2 separate regions of the Homo sapiens genome follow, and region 1 is linked to region 2. Evidence: read pairs that join two places in POLR2A ChIA-PET (ENCODE). Cell type or tissue: A673. All regions are shown on one strand. Region 1 has its middle 4.2 kb from the start of CDK5RAP2. Region 2 overlaps C5 (complement C5).

What was found. Peaks named below come from ENCODE experiments on the same cell type or tissue, not always from the same donor. Only the 100,000 strongest peaks of a DNase experiment are listed, where the experiment ranks them.
Region 1: POLR2A ChIA-PET joins it to region 2 with 16 read pairs; 2 of 35 experiments call an interaction of 5 or more read pairs at or near these places.

Annotation. Positions count from the first base shown.
Region 1 is chr9:120,583,151-120,585,650 of GRCh38, forward strand. No RefSeq gene overlaps it. Among named protein-coding and RNA genes, the nearest start is that of CDK5RAP2, 4.2 kb to the left of the region's middle. In A673, no CTCF peak of the experiment used is centred here; a DNase peak (open chromatin) is centred at 1,101.
Region 2 is chr9:120,994,030-120,996,529 of GRCh38, forward strand. It overlaps C5 (complement C5), which reads right to left. Exons shown (of 41, transcript NM_001735.3): 22 at 2,211-2,271. Among named protein-coding and RNA genes, the nearest start is that of C5-OT1, 42 kb to the left of the region's middle. In A673, no CTCF peak of the experiment used is centred here; no DNase peak of the experiment used is centred here.

The DNA of each region.
Region 1 (2,500 bases), 410 kb before region 2:
TTCTGCAGGAGGCGCTACTATCTGACTTACAATTGAGAAGACTGAGGCTGCAAAAGGTAAAAACTACTTACTGAAGGTCCTACAGCTGGTAAGTGCCAGAGCTGGAATTGAGACCAGGGCCCTTTGAATTCCAACACCTTGATTGTTTCAGGCAACCTGTCATCCCCATTTGGGTTTCTCTTTTGCTTTAGAATTTAGTACTAAGAGGCAAGGTCTACATCCAGACGACAGTATTTAAGGGTTGTGTTCACCAGACTCTACTCCTTGGGAAACTGCTTCAAAGTGGCTAAGAGGTGAATCTTAGTGTGGGCAGTTTACAGAACTGGAAGTCTGGACACCTGGATTCTGACTCTGGAAACTCCTCCCATTTATCCTGTGACCTGGGGTTCCTTCCCCTTGCTACACTTCGATTTTCATGTGTAAAATGGGGAGGACAATGCTGAGTTCACATGGTTGCCTCATCTAATTGAATACCTTAGACATTATTGAAGATGAAAGAACCTGTGAGGAGTTGGGTTGTTTTTTTAACTTATTTAATTTTTTTTTTGGACACAGGGTCTTGCTTTGTCAACCAGGCTGGAGTACAATAAGAGTGATCATAGCTCACTGCAGCCTCCACCTTCCAGGCTCAGGTGATCCTCCCACCTCAGCCTCCCGAGTAGCTGGGACCACAAGCAGGTGCCACCATGCCGGACTAATTTGTTTATTTTTAGTAGAGATGGGGTCTTGGTATGTTGCCCAGGCTGGTCTCGAACTCTTGGGCTCAAATGATCCTCCCACCTCAGCGTCAGAAAGTACTGGGGTTATAGACATGAGCCATCACGCCCAGCCTAGGATCTCTCATTATGATTAGTCCATTGCCTTGTTCAGCATGACCATGTCCCTGGGTTGCGTGCTAAACCCTTTAGTGAACCTAGAAACTGAAAATAGAATCAATTGCACAAAGGAAAGGCTATTTGGAAGTTGGTTTTCCTGCTACTGTAGTGGTTTCATGTTCAGAGACAGAGGCCTTTGTCCTGTCTCTGTCTCACCATGATCTTTCTGCCAAACCTAGAGGTGACGTCACTACCACCAGCTGTTTGGGCTATCTGGGGCTATCTCCTTGACAACAGCCACCCAACCACAAAGCTGGCATTATTATTTCCTCAGACAAGGTCATATCAAATGGCTGGGAGGAAGTAGCTTGCAGTCAGATGTTTTTCATTTGGGTAGAACCCTCCTGAAGCTTTAACAGATCAAGACATTTGCACTGCCATTACTAACAGCAAAAATAACTTTTTATAGGATCAATATATACGCAATGCTACTACTTTGCACTCTTCCGTTTTATCCTCATGATGCTGTGAAGTGAATTGGGTTGATCGCCCTACTCTACAGAAGAAGAAACTAAAGGCTCAGAGAGGGGAAGAGATTTCCCAAAGGTCACACTTTTTTTTCTTTCCTTCTTTCTTAGTTTTTTATTTAGAAATAATTTCAAACTTAGAAAAAAGTTGCAAAAATAGTACAAAGAATTTCTAAAATATTAACATCTTCCACAACCATAGCACAATTGTCAAAAATAAGAAATTACATTGATACAATATGACTTATTACAGATCTTATTTAAATTTAATCTTTTCCCATTAATTCCCTTTTGCTGGTCCAGGATCCAATCCAATATTCCACACTGCATTTACTTGTTACATCTCCTTACTCTCCTCCAGTCTCTGACAGTTCTGTCTTTCATGGCAATGACACGCTTTGTTTTTGTTTTTGTTTTTGTTTTTGAGACACAGTCTCACTCTGTCACCCAGGCTGGGGTCCAGTGGCACTGCAACCTCCGCCTCCCGGGTTCAAGCAATTCTCCTGCCTCAGCCTCCCAAGTAGCTGGGACTACAGGCGCACACAACCACACCCAGCTAATTTTTGTAATTTTAGTAGAGACAGGGTTTCACCATGTTGGCCAGGATGGTCTCAATCTCTTGACCTCGTGATCTGCCCACCTCGGCCTCCCAAAGTGCTGGGATTACAGGCATGAGCCACTGCGCCTGGCCCAAGCTGCCCTTCTAAACCATGGCCGTGCTGAGATTCAAACCCATGCCTGTCTGGTCCCACAGTTGGCAGTATTTCTGGCAGACACATCTGCCCCCTTGCTCCCAAGACCTCTTACCAACCAACCCTCAACACCAGCAGTCCTTATTAGGACCAGTTCTCAATTAGTACCCACTGCCTTCTCTGAAGAGCAGGGTGATCAAGTCAGTGATGCCTTCTGGGCCCAACATGTAGCCCCAGGCTGTGCACATAGTAGATGCTCAATGCCAGTTTGTCAAATTAACTCCAAGTCCTGACTTTTTCTCAAGATGGAAAGTGGAATGAGAAATACCAAATATCAAAGGAATAGAATATAGATTATTGGACTAGGGATGGTAACACACATCAACATAATATAAGGTTAATACCAATCTCCCAGTTCAACTCTCTGGGCCTATTTTCTTATCTGTATGCTGAGTGCATTACACTA
Region 2 (2,500 bases):
GAAAAGGGCTTATCAGGGACAGAAAGCAGAAACTAAAGACTAGAGCTAGTCTTAAGCATTGAGTCTCTGTGTTTAGTCTTTTTTTAAGCTGGTGTCACACAATTTTAATTACTATATACTGTTTGTTCTCCCTCATTGATATATTTTTTCAGATTTCCTTTAACATTATAGTCCATTTATTTTTCCAAACACTTTTTAGCATTTTTTTTTAACTGAACCCTGTAAAGTATCATAGTTGTATAGCGATTTCAATATATAAATATCAGAAATAGGCCGGGCACAGTGGCTCACGCCTGTAGTCCCAGCATTTTGGGAGTCCAAGGCTGGTGGGTCACTTGAGGTAAGGAGTTCCAGACCAGCCTTGCCAACATGGTAAAACCCCGTCTCTACTAAAAATATAAAAATTGGCCAGGCATGGTGGTGAGTGCTTGTAATCCCAGCTATTCCAGAGGCTGAGGCAGGAGAATCGCTTGAAATCAGGAGGTGGAGGTTGCAGTGAGCTGACATGGCGCCACTGCACTCCAGCCTGGGCAACAGAGTGAGACCCTGTCCCCCCACCCCACAAAAAAAAAATAATAAATATTAGAAGTATTTAATAAAATATCTGAAATAAGCTGAACAGAATTTTTATCTTTTCCCTCTTTAGCTCTGCAGAAATCAGGAAAGCTGCCTAAACCCAAGTTGCCTAAAATGTTAAGGGAAAAAAGTCATATGAGAAGATTGGAAAGAGGCACAGATTTTTGTTTTAACCCAGATTTTCTCTACAGAGATTTATTCCCAGATAAAAGATTGTTCCTATCCTGTGGCCTTGATGTTCACACCTAGGATGAGTAAGGCAAGACTGCTCTGGAAAATTGTTTGCAATAATGTCAGCAGAAGAAGCATCTGTGGTGAAAAAAAAAAAAAAAAGAAAGAGAAGCCAAGGACACAGTGGCTTTTGAGGCTTGATATAATTGCATGAGGCTAAAACCCTTGAAACTTGTAATATCTCTACCCATAGATCATTCACAATGAGCAGGCAAGGAGGAGGTCTGTGTGAAGAAAAAATTGGAGAAACAAGTAAGCATGTGGACGCATGTACATAGATGGATTTTACTTTTTATTGCTCTACTGAAATAACACTCCTCAGTTCATGATACTCAGATGAATTAAAGTGTAAAGGGTATTAATTCTTTGCTTTCCCAGAGGAAATGACACTGATGATAGTGATCATGATCTGTAAGTAAATTTTTTCCCCATTGTTATATCATTGAAATAAAACAAAAATTATTGATACAACGTTAAGATAAGTTGTAAGCATTTAATAAGAACTGCAGTAATCTGTCTTCTTTAGTTGAAAAGAGAATGGTTAACTGGCCACATCCTAAATTTCATAAATACATGTATATGTATTTAGGCCTTGATTAAGTACTCAAATGTTTGCAAAATTCTAGCTTTGAGAAGATTTGGAATATCTCAATTGAAGGAAAAGTAGGGAAGCAGGAGCAATGAGGAATGGGTTTGTTTAGTGATTAATTAGCATTATTATGTTTTCAAATAATGCATGTTAATTATGTAAATGACTTTTTCTTAGGTGTTCTTTGGACTGTTGGCTCAATAATAATATATTATAAATTATTATTGTGATGGATAGACAATGAATAATATATGAGGGAAGTCATGCAATTGTTACTATTTCAAGGCCTTGCATTCAAAATTAATGGAATTATTATTGTTGTGTCTCAGTCATTCAGATTATAGTAGTTGTACTATAATGCTATCAAGAAAGATAGTGATCTAAGAAGTGGATACTTTTTTTTTTTTTTTTTTGACACAGTCTTGCTCTGTCGCCCAGGCTGGAGTGCAGTGGCACGATCTCAGCTCACTGTAACCTCCACCTCTCAGGTTCAAGCGATTCTCCTGCCTCAGCTTCCCAAATAGCTGGGACTATGGGTGCCCACCACCATGCCCAGCTAATTTTTGTATTTTTAGTAGAGGTAGGGTTTCACTATGTTGGCCAGGCTGGTCTCGAACTCCTGACCTCAAATGATCCACCCACCTCGGCCTCCCAAAGTGCTAGGATTACAGGCATGAGCCACTGTGCCTGGCCAGAAGTGGATACTACTGATTTTAGACAATTCACTTTCTGAAAAATAGTGTTTTAAGTTACATACACACTTTAACTTCTAAAGCAAAAGATAACATATAAAATAAAAAATCATTTTGCCTACCATAAATACCCCTAGGATCCAAAGTAACACCAGAATAGCTTTCCCTTTTGACACCTTCTGGCTAAAATAAAGGCAGAAAACATTCAGTTAAAAACATAAGTTTATATAACCTGAATTCCCTGGATCAACTTTTCTGGACCACTTTTCAAACTAAAAAATTATTTTTCTTGGAAAAGGCAAACTATGTATAAATACTTACATGGATATAAGCAGCAATAAGATTTTATGGCTATTTGCATATTGACCAGAGCAAATGCTTAAAAAGAAGTTATTTATAAGCCAGATAATTG